Regions from separate parts of the Homo sapiens genome. Here region 1 is linked to region 2. Evidence: chromatin loops called from intact Hi-C (ENCODE). Cell type or tissue: IMR-90. All regions are shown on one strand.

Evidence for each region. A loop is a pair of places that touch in the nucleus more often than their neighbours do. Peaks named below come from ENCODE experiments on the same cell type or tissue, not always from the same donor. Only the 100,000 strongest peaks of a DNase experiment are listed, where the experiment ranks them.
Region 1: it touches region 2 in a loop (2.8-fold over the local background); 2 of 110 quality-filtered maps call a loop at or near these places.

The regions. Positions count from the first base shown.
Region 1 is chr1:56,070,398-56,078,397 of GRCh38, forward strand. All of the region lies in intron 2 of LOC105378741 (a long non-coding RNA gene), which reads right to left. It overlaps LOC124904591 (a long non-coding RNA gene), which reads left to right. Exons shown (of 2, transcript XR_007067031.1): 2 at 1-118. Among named protein-coding and RNA genes, the nearest start is that of LINC01755, 130 kb to the left of the region's middle. In IMR-90, no CTCF peak of the experiment used is centred here; DNase peaks (open chromatin) are centred at 384 and 3,764; H3K27ac peaks cover 693 bases.
Region 2 is chr1:55,714,784-55,722,783 of GRCh38, forward strand. No RefSeq gene overlaps it. Among named protein-coding and RNA genes, the nearest start is that of LINC01753, 230 kb to the right of the region's middle. RefSeq lists enhancers at 5,176-5,676, 5,677-6,177. In IMR-90, no CTCF peak of the experiment used is centred here; DNase peaks (open chromatin) are centred at 1,548, 2,078, 2,498 and 4,258; H3K27ac peaks cover 6,557 bases.

The DNA of each region.
Region 1 (8,000 bases), 360 kb after region 2:
GAGTGACCACAGCCCTGGAAACTTGTATGCTTTGCTAATTGAGGGCAGATGAGCCTCAGGTCAATCCCCCATCAATTATCCACTCAACAACAATAAAATGCTAACTTGTATGCCCTAACCCAGTTTGTTTAATTATTTGGAAGTGATTTTGTATCTAAACAACCCACACACTGGACATAAGCAATCCTGGATAAAATAGAAGTTTATTAAACTCATCTTCATATTTACATAAATTATTTTTTAAAAAGACACCATCTAGGCCAAGACCAGTTTTATTTTTCCCTTCAAAGAATAATGTTGAGGATCAATTTCTCCAGCTTAACATCACCAGCCTTGGCAGCAGCTCATATTTGGAATATAAATGATGTCATCTGGTTGGCCTTTTCCCATCACAAACAGTAAATCTCTAAATCTGGAGAGATCTTTTATTTGGTTACACATATTGTACAGCATCAAGGGGTTAGAACACATGTGCTAGAGATTATTAAAATCATCTGGAGGAGAATGGCTTATTATTGGAAAGCCCAGAACTTATGACCCTTTCATGCCTGGTGTCTCCATCAACTCTTCTTTCGCTCCTACCTTTTCAAAGAAATAATTGTGGCCGATTGGCCCATGATTATTTGCATACTAAGGTTTTTCTGGTGCACCATGCCTCTTCTCTGGAAAAAGATATCCCTAGCAGAGTATAGAGAAAGGGGAACAGGATTAGGAATCAGAAAGCCAGTCACAGCAACATGCCAAAATATGACTTTGGGTAACACATTTGAACTCTACTAATTTCACTCTCTCATCTATAAAATGAAAATAATAATAACCAGCCTCACAGGAATTTTTTAGATAGATAGTTTTTTAAAAAGTCATTGAATATCTGTTTATCACTGTATAATTTGCTAAAATCTTTCAATTACATTAGCATTAGTCTTACCTAGCACAAGAAAGACACTCAACAGATATTTGTTGAATAGCATGTAAATTGGTGATATTATAGTTTGATGGATTCTGAGTCGTTAAGGTATCTATCACACCTCTGAACTTAGTTTTCTTTATTTATAATGTGTATTCAACTGTATCTCTTTTTAGGGTTGTTGTAAGAGATAAAGAAAATAACATACATGAAGTATCAGTTTCGGGCACTTTGGTGTGTACTTGAGAAAGAGGTTTCCTTTTCTCTGATCGCTTCTTCTTTCAGAGCTTCATTCTTCTCATTCAACAGAATTGGTCATAATTATAACATTCTACTTGTTGAGGAGATAGCTGTGGGGCAAAGAGAACAGGGGGGCCAAGCTTTGGTCCTAATTTTCCATCTTCCCAGTTGTGTGAACTTTGACAATTTGGGGGAGTCTGTTTCCCCATTTGAAAAATAAGGAGCTTGTCTAGATCTGAAGTTCCCAAATTTTTGAAGTTTATAGAGCAAACAAACAAATAAACAAACAACAACAACAACAACAACAAAAGACCAGTACCAACCAGGAGCCTAACATAACATGGTCAATTTTTTGATCTGAGAAATAGATTTTTGAAAAATAACTGTCACTTACCATTACAATCATTTCAAATTAAAGGACAAGGAACTCCAAAAAAGAAAAAAAAGAAAAATTATGAAATATAAGACATGACTCTAAAATGATTACATTAACCTCATGGGGAAAGATGCTGAATCGTCTTATTGTCCTTATTTTTTTCTCATTTTTCCACAGACCTGTGAAAACTTGTTGTGGACCAACATGGGTCTTCAGAGTAGTACTTGGGAACCTGTACTGTTCTGTATTGTGGACCAACATGGGTCTTCAGAGTAGCACTTGGGAACCACTGGGATGCATGACATGGAAGGGCTCTTCTAGCACTATGTCCTGTGATTCTATCATAATTCCACCATGGTGAAAAGCTGGGATACTTAAACAACAGTTTGTTTAGGTGAAATCAGTAAAACAATGATCTGATTCAGCTAAGAAGCTGATCCCTGAAGTCATTTTGCTGAACTGAATGACTCTAGATCTTGATAGGAAGTATAATTTAGTCAAAACAATCTAAATTGTTATGTGTGGATTGACACATATGAGTTGTTCCCGCAGGTCTTCAAAATACTTCCTTGCCCCTAATGAGGCTGACTCAGGCTTTGTTCCCCACCAACTATAAATTGATAAGTATCACACTTGTACCTACCTACATCAAAATGAGAGAGATATGTGAGTGAGCCAAACATATCCAAAGCATTCCTAATTCAGGCACTATGTGCTCACCCTGAGGTTAGCTTCTCTGACACCTTCCACTCTCTAATCTTGAGCCAAAATATGTCTCTACACTCTACTGTGGTGATCTCAAAGTCCCTGTATGAATGCCTCATATTTTATCACCAAAATTCTAAATAGAGACTCTCTGTTTCATGGTTAGCACTCATTTCTACCAAGCTTGATCATCTGAGGTGGACCAAATTAGAAATAGGCAAGCAAAATAGAGGTAGGAGAAGCTATTAATACAGGTCAGGAAGAGATTAGTTTTGGCTGGGTGCTGTGGCTCACAGCTGTAATCCTAGCATTTTGGGAAGCTGAGGTGGGCGGATCACTTGAGGTCAGGAGTTTGAGACCAGCCTGGCCAACATGGTGAATTTCCATCTCAACTAAAAATAGAAAAATCAGCTGGGCATAGTGGAAGGCACCTGTAATCTCAGCTACTTGGCAGGCTGAGGCAGGAGAATCACTTGAACCCAGGAGGCAGAAGTTGCAGTGAGCTGAGATTGCACCACTGCACTCCATCCTGGGCAACAGAGTGAGACTCCATCTCAAAAATAAATAAATAAACAAATATAGACAGGTCAGGAGTTGTGGGTTGTGGCTTTGCTTGACTTCACAGAAGAAAGAGAGAAAAATCAAACAGAACTAACTGTAAGCTACTGAGGACAATAATAGATGTTCATATCTTTGGTTCTAAGTCATCAAGAAAAGTTTAAACTATGTACAAGAACCTTCTCAAGGAAGCAGATAATTCATTGAGATAGATGCTTGGGGGTGAGGGCAAACCTCAGCTATCAGGAAATTCATCTCAAGTTAGCAAACGTGAATTCTCCTGTGATCCTAGGGTAATGAAGTAGTAACAGCAATAGAAACAACCATAATAATGGCTGGCTACTGCATTGTACTCTGCCTCTTAGGAGTACTTCCATTTTCTCATTTAATATTCAGATCAACCCCATGAGGAACAAATAATAATTTTTATTATCCACTCATTTCTCCAAGTGAGGAAATCAAAGCTCAGCTTGGTTAAGTAGCTTGCCAAGACAGCAGAGCTAGTCAGTGGCAGAGTAAGAATGCAAACCCTAGTCTTCTAACTTGAAGCCCAGTGCATTTCCCACCCTCTGATCTTCTCTCATCCTTATAAATAGCCATAAGACTAAGTAGTTCAAAAATATCTTCTTTCTGGTTCTCAGGCCCATTACAAATGCCACTTGCCCTGGGTAGGAAAATAAAGCCCAAGCTCTTTGCTGGACTATGTGCTAAGTCCTTGGCGCCCAGAAATAACCTCCTGGAGACTATGGGCCTTATATTTACCGCAAAGCAGTGGGTAAATAACTAGTTGGTGTTTTAGTGTTTTGTGGTCACTTAATCTGTTGTGTTGCTTCCCAAGACTCTGAAGGTTTCCTTTTTCAGTTAATTCTTATTTACGTTTCTGAGGTCTGTGTTGTTTTGGGTTTGGTTCATTGGATGTTTTTCTTGGAATGTGTTGCCATTGGCTTCAGGATGTTCCTGCTCTGCTATTTCATGGAATTTTCCCCGAGTGTGGATTGCTATGTATTTCTTCGGGGCAGTGAGCCAAGGCAGTGCTGGTATGTAATCTGTTCCTCTGGCCAGAAGACTTCTTGTCACCCATCCACATGGTGCTTGGTTGTATTTCTCCACTGATAATTCCCCTCCATCTGTTAATGTGCAGGAACCTTGGACTTCAGCCATCTTGTGTGTTGTGCGTTATTGGCTCTGGATAAGACAAGGCCAGTTGCTTCTGATAGAGATTGTGTCAACTGATTCTACCAGTTTGTTCTATCAGCCCAGGGTTGGGGAAGGAGATAGATGCCAAGTGTCATAGAAAGAGTGGAGAAGGCTCACAGGGTTAATGCTATAGACAAAGCAAGAATTTGTGATTGAAAACGTCCAGCCCTTCACACAGCCCTATGCCCCAGTAGGAGAAGAGCCAGGAATGCCAGGTGCATTGAAAACACCACACTCTCCCATGGCTCTCAGCGAGCCTTTCTTCCTTTGTCTTTGACAATCCAATACAAAGTATGTGCCAAAGAAAAATAAGAATTTGTTCCATATCAGAAAGTTTCGTTCTTTGGATATTTTCTTTGTGGGTAAAAATAAAATATTAGAAAGGTCAAATAGTGTTTGTTCAATAAAATGGTATGCTTCCCAAGGCTTTCAGCCTAATTAAGATACAAAGCACACATTGAGGCAGAAAGTTGCCCTCGATAAATTCTTTGTTTGGCTATTTTATTTATCGTACTTCATTCCATTGTTTTGTGTGTTGTATATCTTACTCTTTCCATAAGGAATTTGTGATAGCTTACAAAAATGTGTCAATAAAAAATAAAATATCTTTAAATCACTGGAAGCATCAAGGTGAATGGATAATATTAAAGATATGAATAAGATTAGGGTTAGTATTTCATAACAGATAACCCTGTAAAATTGTTAAAAGCGATTCATCAAATTGACTAAAAAAATCCTACCGTTTATCACTTGAAGTGTGCTGTGGCTCTCTAATCTATAGGTAGTCTAAATTGGGTGCATTTAAGAATCTGCACAGTTTGATTTTAATTTGGAGGTGAAAGAGGCCAACTCTAATCCCCACATTGACTTCACATGCACTGGCGCACATCTGAAGGTCAACAGTTTTCATATTTGCAAAGAGACAAGAGGAGAACTAATACTTACTAGGTACCTAATACATATTAGGCATTGTACCAATAATTTGACATTTAATAATTCATTGATATTCTCAACCACTCTATGAGATAATAATTACCTCCATTGGACAGATAACATAAGCAAAGCTGAGTAACTTGGGCAAGTGTACTCAACTAGTAGGGACAAAACTAAGATCAACACAGGTATATTTGACCTCAAAGTCAACGTTCTTCTCATACTGTGCCTGACAGACAGGTAAGAGGGTATGGAATATGCTTCCCCCAGTTGATGAGTGTCGAAACTCTCAAACAAACGTGGTTTATTCTGAGCTTGCCCTCAAGCTGTAGGTTGACCAGGAAATAAGTATAAGTTCAAAGCAGATCACAGTGTTTGGAAGTTAAGGTCAACAGAAAGACATATCTGTGGTTATGACACTATACACTGCCATACAAATGTCCTCCAACCATTCCAGAGAGAACATAGGTAAGTTCCTCCAAATTGAAGACATTCATAAAAATAAAAGAATAAGAAGCTATAGTTGTATATGGAATGAGCAGTCATATTAATCAGACAGAGAATGGCTATGGTGTTTGTTGTACCTTCCAGTCAGAGCAAACCAGTAACATTAGAAATCTTTGTGGTCTCCAAAATTCTTGCATCTCTGACCCTTCTCAAGTGTCATCCTCTCTATTTTTCCCCATTTTCCCTTCCTGGCAAACTCCTACTTATTCCACAATTTCTCAAATGCCACTTCTGCAACGACTTTTCTCTGTCTCTCATATGACCTTAAAGAGCTCTCTTTTCTGTGCAGTTACTAAAGTTAGGTACATCCACATCATACAAATTCATTACTATAATTTTGTATGCTTCCCCCAGTTCCTATTGGATAGTGAACAAATATATGACAAAATATATATTTTCATCTTCTAATTTCTAGTTAGATTATTTAATTTTTAAAACAACTTTTGAAAGTAGCAATTTTTACTATTCTCATTTTACAGATGAGGAAAATGAGATATAAAAGTATAGAGTAACTTGTTCAGTTATAAAGCAAGTACATGGCAGACTTATACCCAAGCAGGGTGGTTCCAGAATCCTTACTATATAAATATCCTCATCAGACCTGTCTGAACCCCAGTCTTCTATTTCTTACTCTTCTTCCAGAGAAGGTTCTTCTAATCCTCTTCTCCCAACATCCCCACCTCTTCTCTCATCACAACTTGATTTCTTCCTCCCACAAAGTATGTTGACTCCCACCTAATTATGGAGACTAATACGGAGTTAGCTGGAGCCCTATCCTGGCTCCAGGGTCCAAGTGCTCCTCTTACAACCCTCAGGCTACTCAGTATACAAAGGACTCTCCAGCTATGAGGGCCCACCCATCATGGGAGGGAGTGGGGGTTTATAAATAAAAATTATAATATTAATAAAACATCTGCTTCAGGTTGAGCTCAAAAGAAACCAGACTCTGAATTGAAGATTAACATATAGGACTTTACTGGGGAGCTCTTGCATACTTAATTGGGATGATACTTGTGGAAAGGGAAGAGAAAAATGCAGGGTGGGCAGAGTGAGAAGCTGAGCTGTGATATATAGCTCCAACAAAGGCCTCAGCTTACCCCATGGGGAGTTCTGGTGTTGGTATGGTCTTTCAGAATTATACCAATTTGGGATACAGTGGCCAGGCCATAGATCAGTCATAGGAGGCAGGTTGACTCTCAAGAGGAGGTGTGACCTTGACTAAGGAGGGCTGAAACTGAGGGCTGTCTTCAGCATCCCTTCCTGCAGCTGGGGAAGTTAAGTCCTCCATTCCTGAAAGGAGACAGGGGTTCCATGTGGCCATAACAGCATCTATCCAACATCCCATCCTTTAAACACCCAGCATCCTAATATTCTAAGCACTTTAGCAAGGCAATTAAAGCAATTAAGGCTTAGCAACGTAAAGTAACTTGGCAGAGGTTACATAGACAGTAGCAACTGAGTTGGTACTGGAACTCAAGCCTGGCTGATTGCAAAGCCTATGTTCCTTCTCCACATCAACTTATCTCCCTCTGGCACATTATAAATTGTATGACAGCATGTATGTGGTAATCTTTTGAAGACCAGAAATACACACTCATAGAACTGATCTCTTTCCAGAACTGCACTCTTCCATCATCCCCCAAACAAGCAATTCCCTCTGAGCCCACACACCCTCTTGCTCTCATTTTCCACATGTTTACTTGGATGTAGTCGCCAATTACATACTAGGCAGATGTCATCTGGAAAAGAAGCCACAGTCATTGTCAAAGAAAAGTTAAAACTGCTCTCAAATTGGACTTGATGTCTAGTCTGGTCTACAGTTGAGGCTACTTTGCCTTTAAAAAAATATTAGCAATCTTTCCCAGAATGTGGTTCATGAATCCTTTGGGTAAAACTATAGGTACCTTAGCAGGAATCGAGGCAGTGACAATAAACTTTATTAGTAGTTATTGTATTATTTAACACATGCACTCACAGTTAAAAAACAGAAATAAAAACAAAAGTCAATTTCACTTAAAAATGTCCTTACTAAGCATTAAAAAAAATAATTTTATTACTTGAAAGAGCAACTGACAAACTATGGTTATTCATATGGTATATGTCATAAGTTTTCTCAAAAATGAATGAAAAGACCCTGCCCCTTGAAGGAAAACAACTCATGGCATTCTCTGCCAATGATTAAATTCACATTTTCAAGCAAAAACTAAAATTTTGGAAAACTTGTATCTGCCTTCAGGAGCTTGACATCATACTAATACTTACAGATTTTCTGATGATGTAGACTTCTGGTGAAGCTAAGAAGTGTGATTTTTTGTTATTGTACAAAGAAATGAGTCAACATTTTGAAGATCTGCATAACTCAGTGAACTGATATTTTTCCATATAGCCAGTGCAGAATGTTACAAAACTAGGTGTAGGCAAAAATAATCCATTCAAATTAAAAGATACACCAAGTGGATTTCAATGTAGTAGAATACAAAAAGCGCATTGATGTGGCTTTATATTTCACATTGCAAGTAATCTTTTTTTTTTTTTTTTGAGATGGAGTCTTGCTCTGTCACTCAGGTTGGAGTGCAG
Region 2 (8,000 bases):
GCAGAATTTATCATACTATTCATTTTTTTTCTATTAAGCACCAGCCACGGGCCCTGTGTCTTCCTCTTGCCCTCTATCATCTGCCAGTTAGCATTACCCAGATTTGTTGACTTTTTACAAGACAATTCCAGGCAATTTGACATTCAAGGTCTTATGCAATTTGCTTCCACCTGACATTTTCCAAGTACTACTTCCCTCAATCACAGGTCCAGTATTTCCCAAAATGCCATATACATTCAAGCCTTTATGTTTTGGTAGATGCTATTTTCTCTGTCTCTAATGCCTTTTCTGATACCAGCATTTGGTGAATCCTATGCATGCTGTCCCTAGATACAAGACCATAAGGAGTCCTTATTTGGAATTTCAAGTGCATCAAGTTACTTGTTCTGCTTATCCCTTTCCTGCCTTGACCTGTTTTTGATATTCGGACTCTGCTCACCTTCCTAAAAAATTAGCCTTAGTGTGTGTTTCTGATACCACATTTTGGTAACTTTTTTGGGGGGGAATCCAGTTAAATCCAAGCCTAAAGTCTTTTTTTGGCTCTTCCCCTAATCTTAGAATCCGTACCTTAATCACTGTTCCCCCATCCATTTAACAGATCTCCCTCCAGCTGATTGAGAGATGTGGCTAAAAGACAACTCAGTCTGTCCCTGGCTCCCTTTTTCTACTGCTGGACATTTGGAGGTGCTTCTCTTCTGCTAGGACTTTCTCCTATTGCCACTGACTGACTCCAGCCCCAGCACTACCCCATCCTTTCCACTCTGGGAATGGACATGTGTCTGATGGACCCGAGTCTCACCCACATCCTGCTGAGGCCAGGAACCAGCTCACCTAGTCATGTGCAGTAATGAAGGCACTTCTGAGAGCTTTAGATTTTAGGAAGCTACATCTTATAGTCTTATACAAAGGACCAGAAACTTTAAATTTAAACTTTCTAGTGTGTTTTAAGCCATCACCTTTTTAAAGTTTTAAAGAACAGTATATCCTTGGTCAGAAACAGAACTTCTTGTTAGAATATATTTTTTTAAAAAAATGAGCCTTGTGGTCAGATGGATATTACTCCAAATACTGATGCCACACATTTGTTTCTGTATTACCTTGGATAAGTTACCTTATCTCTCTGAGCACCAGTATCCTCATCTGGGACACTGAGGAATCAATGATGGCCCAGTGACAGAGGTAACGTCACCATCATTTGACTGAGGATTTAATCTAATTAAATCCAAGCCTAAAGTCTTTTCTTGCTTCTTCCCCTAATCTTAGAATCCTAACCTTAATCACTGCTCCCCCATCCATTTAAAAGATCTCCCTCTAGCTGATTGAGAGATGTGGCTAAAAGACAACTCTTAGTCTGTCCCTGGCTCCCTTTTTCTACTGCTAGACCTTTGGAGGTGTTTCCCTTCTGCTAGGACTTTCTCCTATTGCCACTGACTGACTCCAGCCCCAGCACTGCCCTATCCTTTCCCCTCTGGGAATGGACACGTGTTATACTGACATCAATGATCTCAGTGATTTATAAAGATCCAGCACAGGGCCACACACCATCAGTGACCCCCTTCATGCCCACATTGACTCCCTTGCATTCTTTTGATAAGAGTCTTTTCTTGGAATCAAACCCAGGAGCAGTTTCCATTTGCTCCCGTATTTCCTGTTTGAGTGGTAACCCAGTTGCACTTGATAATAGTTAATATTGTCCTACCTAAGAATCAATGAAGAAACAATTTTGCCCCATTTACCCAGCCACTGTTGGAACCTGGTTAGTGTGGGAGGTAGGAGGAGGTCGATGGAGCACACAGCTGCATCCTATTTCCTTTTATTCCATGACTTATTTGGGCATACCAGCCTGCATTTAGCCAACAAGTATTCTATTCTGGTAAAGGACTTCAAGTTTAAGGACTGCCTATTGGTTAGTAGGAGCCAGACCAAAGTGGATTCTTGAATGTCAATCAGAAGCATTGAGATCTTTGAATTTTCACCTTCTTATTGCCCATGATACTTATAGTCACAGAGCCGCCTCAATTTGTGTGCATAGCAATCTAGTTTCAGCATGCTGTCACTGAAACTTCTAACCACAGGGATCTTGGGAGACCTCTGCCTGAACTTCTGTGGGTAGAAAAGGAAGATAGAGCTCAGAGAGCAGTTGTTTATGAAGGTCTTATGGCAAACAAATCTGTACTATCAGGATTTCAAGAAGATTTTATATGATTTATTTAAATTCTAAGGGGTGTGCTTGTGTGTGGGCAGTTACTGTGATTGTAGCTGCTACTGCAGCTACTACTATTACTGCTATTACTGTTATTACTCTTATTGATAATGTTAATATTAATGACAATTGAGAAGTATTAATGTAGTGGTTAAGGTGATGGTCTTTGGAGCTGGAATGCCTATTTCAAAGCCAAGCTCAGTTTTCTTATCATGTATTTGGAATGAGGATATTAGCAGTATTTATTTCATGGTATGGTTCTCAGAACTCAGTGTGTTTATATACATGAAGAGCTTAGGAAAGTATTTGGTTAGTCAGCACTATATAAGTTGTCATTCCTGGCATGATGTTTAGTAGTATTATCACTGTGTATAGTCATGACTTATCTTCAATTTTAAGCAATCTTTAATTGATACGGAGAATCTATGAACACTCCAAATGCCTAGGACTGTCCTGTGCATATTGCCGTAGCATAGTGTGAAATTTCCTGAACTTTTCAGGCAAAGAACCATGCCCGAGAGAAATAGAAGAATAAAAAAGTACTCAAGGGCTCATGTTTCTCAAACTTGGAAAGACTTATGTGGGGGAGGAATGGTGGCTTGTCAGTGCTATATACAGAGTTAGAGAATAAAGACAGCATGTTTTTACAGAATATCACATTTACTAGGAAAATGTAAGTAACATAACATTAGGTAATATTGAATCATCCAGAAATATCATAGAATAAAGGTAAAGTTGACATAATTCTTAGATAATCCATTGGTCTTGGAAGGACTCTTATAGAGATCTGTTTCAGGCTTTACCTTTAGGACCTTCAGGAACACTTGATCACTTTTCTGTGCCCTTAAGGGTCCTTTGGGAATAATGTTTGAGAAGCACCAACCAGCTGTACCCTCTGGGGAGTGATAACAGAAGGCAGAGTATGAGCATGGCCTTGAATAGTAAGCAGGAATTCTGCAAGCAACAGGGGTGGGAATGGGCCATAGCTTTCTGAGAACAATGTGCTCAGGGCAGCATTTTTTGAAGATCATGTTGGCAAGTTATAGTGGAGAAAAGGAAATAAAAGGGATTAGAGTCAAGGGGACCAGTTCAGAGGCTTCTGTAGTCATTCAGGAAGTAGGTAAAGGTGTCAACTCATCACAGAAAACTTTTCATGAGGATATAGGGTGCAGGCTGGGAGATATAAGGTAACATAGGAGTGAGGACCATGGGCATTTGGGTCACTTCTTCACATAACTTACTCATGCTTCCAGGGCTTGTTTGAACCCCATCTCCTATACGTCACTTCCATTTGATGGTAGAGTGCTGATGAACACACCCAACTTTATGGCTTGATGGGCCAGACAACAGTCAGTTCATCCTGGGAAGCTCAGGTCACATGGTAACTTGTAGCCCATGGTTAAATGTTCAATATCTACTAAGGCCCAGTAGGGAAAGCCAGATGAGTGGATATGGAGGGGGAGAGAAGGAAAACAAAGTGAGAACAGTGTGTTGGGAGGTAGGAATGACATCAATCCAAAGGTAGAAGTAAGCCAATGTGCCACTGGCCTGAGACAGACAGTGCCATATGGCTGGGGAAGCCTTCAGAGTGTATAATGTTGGGGAAGTAACAAGACATAAATTTGTATTTTCCTTTTTCACATTTTAATTAAAATATGCTGGGTGTGGAATAGATATTAGAGACAGTATTTTAGAAGTTCAGAGAAGAGAGTGATAGCTTTGGACTAGATGTTGTGGAGAGGTGGAATGGGAGAAGGCTTCCAGAGGAGATGGCACTTGGCCTGAGCCTCAAAGACTCAGTAGGACTTGGAGGGAATGAGAGAGCAGTGCAAACAGGGGAAAGGCATTGAGCCTGGAGTCCTTAAAATAATGCAACTTGGCTCCTGACTTTGATTCATGGGGGAGGAATTCACCCAAGGCCATCAGCCAACTGGAAGAGCTCAAAGGTCAAGGACTGTACATTTTTTCATAGCATTTCTCATTTGTTTGAGCTTAAACGAAGCTGAACCCTGCAGGGAAATGAGCACATGTTACGCATCTCTAAAGCCAGGAGGCTTCATGGCCAGGAAACTATGCTGGTCGGATAGTAATGCAAATGACTAATGCACCCTTCTGAGGTCTCATGTGGTTTGAGACCCCAGGAATCTGGGCCAGGCAGGAGACACATAGGCGGTGGCTCCAAACGAGAATGAGGGTGATTACACAAGAGGCAGCTCAGTTTGGTGAAGTGTTGTTCTGGGAATCAGGAGTGAGGTTTGCTCTCCAGTGTCCCTGAACAGGCCAGGTTCCTTCTCTGGTTTCAGTTACCTTGTGAATGTCTGGCTCTGACATACTAGGGGGCTATGGAAGACCTGGCAAATGTTTAGCCGTGTCTGCATCCTAATGGCAGATGTTAAAATCCAACCACATAGCCTTACTTGTTGCTCCCTAAACACCCGCTTTATACATCACTATGCCTTTAAACATTAAGTTCCCTTTACCAGGACCAGGCTCAGGGACAAGTCACTGTGCACATCTTCCTGCTCCCCCTTTAAGATTCAGTTCATTTCTCTTTGACTGGGAAGTTCTGACTCTCACAGACAGAGCTGGTCATTGCTGCCTTGTGCCTCCACAGCACTTGGGAACACAAAATTTGCCACAATTGGGATCTTGCAAAGAAATGTCAAAGGATTATCTCTTGTTTTTCTCCTGTGGGCTTTTCAAATTCAGGGAGGTCTTTGACTTGGGCTTTTCAGATCAGAATTCTCAGCCTCTAACACTGTGCCTGCCTGGAAAAAGGGCAAATCAATGAGACACAATATTCAGAGAAATAAAATTGTTTCTAATGAAGTTGGAGAGACTAATCTGTTACTTGGGTCTGTGTGAGTGGGCAATCTTTTCACCTGCTTGAGAGTTAAAAAAAAAATCATGAAATAGCCTCCCGATTTACTTTTCTTTCCCAGATTTGTACGTTACAGGTGCAATATTAGAAAGATCACAGGGCACAGAGTTAGACAGATGTGGGTTCAAATGCAAGGTTCACCACTCGGCTTGTTATGTTTTGTTAGAAAATCCACTTAACCCTCTGAACCTTTTCTTCATCTATAAAATTCAATAATATTGACTCCAAAAGATTAGTGTGAGGATTAAGTGAAGCAGGATACATAAAACTAGCATCATCAAAGGTTTTAGAAAGTATGTTAAACACCTACTGTGTGCCAGTCTGACACCAATAACCTTTGGGGAATCCTAATTGTGTATCTTGAAAGTCAGGCAAAGTAGAGCTTTGTTCCCACGCAGAGGACTCAGAGGTGAATTTACTTTCTTCCTAATCAGGAAAGAATTGCAGATGGGTGGGCAAGGTTGGGCCAGCTTCAAGCCTGGCAGATAACCAGTTAGGCTTAGCTGTGTCTATCCTGGTGCCAAAAAATGCTCATCCACAGAGCAGGGCTTTATCCTCAGGGAACGAGGGAACAGCTGCCCCCAGCTGTGCTTGCCACATGTTACTTTGCTTTGTTGAGACAAGCACTGCATGTGACCTGCTGCCCAGCAATGTCCCTTCCTCTGAGGCTGGCAGGGGCTCTTTCCAGAGCACCCCTCCTCAAAGGGACAAAACAGTATGATTCAGGTAACAGCCACTGATCTACTCTTCAGCACCAGGCTGTTTGATCTGCGCTTGCTCACTGAATCTTCAACTAGCTTAAGAAATAGCCACATTGTGCCTATTTAATACACGGGGGAACTAGTACCAGCAAATCTGTGATGCTAGAATTATTTGATTTATCTCAGCTTTAAAAACTGAATTCTTTCTTCTCTATAGTAGCATAGAATGGGGAGATTTGTACTTCATCTTCAGAAGACATTAATAATCACAACACAATAATACAAATTACAGTAATAGTTAACATTCACTGAGCTATTATTAGGCTTTTTTTTCATGAGGCAGAGTCTCACTATATTGCCCAGACTGGAGCACAGTGGTGTGATTTCGGCTCACTGCAACCTCCACTTCCCAGGCTCAAGCATTCTCGTACCTCAGCCTCCCGAGTACCTAGGATTACAGGAGGATTACAGGTGCCCACTACCAAGCCTGGTTTTCTTTTATTGTATTTTTAGTAGAGATAGGCTTTCACCATGTTGGCCAGGCTGGTCTTGAACTCCTGACCTCAAGTGATCTGCCTGCCTCACCCTCCCAAAGTGCTGGGATTACAGGTGTGAGACACTGTGCCAGCCTAAGCAGTGGTTTTCAATGGAAATTAATTTTGCCCCCCAACCCCTGAAACATTTGAAAATGTCTGAGACATTTTTGGAGTGCTATGGCATCTGGTGGGTAGAGGCCAGTGATGCTGCTAAACATCCTGCAGTACATAGGACAGTTCCCAGCAACAAAGAATTGTCTAGTCCAAAATGCCAGTTGTGTGGATGTTGAGAAACCCTAATGTAAATAATTTCAATGGATTATGTCTTTTCATTTTTATTAAGGCCAGGCATGGTAGATCACACCTGTAGTCCCAGCACTTGGGGAGGCTGAAGTGGGCAGATCATGAGGTCAGGAGATAAAGGCCATCCTGGCCAACATGGTGAAACCCCATCTCTATTAAAAATACAAAAATCAGCTGGGCATGGTGGCACATGCCTATAATCCCAGCTACCCAGGAGGCTGAGGCAGGAGAATCACTTGAACCAGGGAGTTGGAGGTTGCAGTGAGCCGAGATGGTGCCACTGCATTCCAGCCTGGCGACAGAGCAAGACTCCATCTCAAAAAAATAAAACTCAACAAGGTAGATATAATTTTGTCCCTTTAAGACAAGAAATCTGAAACATAGAGAAGTTAGGTTCTTCTTGCAAGATGGCACCAGGATGTAGTGATACTAGGAATTTGAACCCAGGGATCCTGAGGCCAGCACTCCTGACCACAACAGGGCCATTAGCTCATTTGAAGTTCCTCAAAGTACTCAATAGATTGCCTGGTGCTTACAGAAATGAAGAGGCTGTCCTGTGAAAAGATAATCAGGGAAGTCCTCCTGAAAGGAATCCTGAGCTAAACTCAGACTCCTCTGAGTCCCACACTGCAAGTAGGTGGCAGGCTTTGGGCCCCATCCCACCCTTCATGCTTCTCAGCCGGGACCCTCCACAGGGTCATGCTGTGTTCAAATGAGCAAATGGATGCGAAAGTGCTTAGAAAAGGACCATAGCTATAGCAACATGAGGGATAAATATGACACATTGACTTTTCACAGGAGAATGCCTTAAAGCCTTTAAAATGTACACATCTCTACAATCTACCTAAAGTGAAGTTTTCATGGGTGAAGGCTACAGTAGGGGAGACTCTTCAGGCAATAAAGTCTTCCATATTATCACCCTCTCTAGCCCAGGGCAAGCTTCCATCTATGGCTTAATGCTCATTGTCAATCACGCACAAATGTAATCCTATTTAGGTGGCCCCAAAGCGCGTGTGAACTGATTTTCTAAACTAATTGGACAAATTTGTTTTCTAGATTGGTTTTCTGGGGTTTTGATGGCTTTATTCTTTGAGTTTTAATCAAGGTTGTTAAGTTGACAGTATTTGACAGCACCTTGTTTTCAGTTTACATTGCAATAGTCTCAGCCAAAGGAGGTCTCCCCAGTGTTTCTTACACCCTAGACCCTTAATTTCTATACTTAAAAATCTCATGATTCTTTGCTAATAGAGCTCAGAGGGTCCTAGAAACTATTTGGTGAAATCTAAACGTTTTATGGTTGTGGTAATTGGGGCTCAGAGGAAAAGGAAAAGACTGCTATTATAATAATCACAATCATAATAAGCAAGAATTATCAT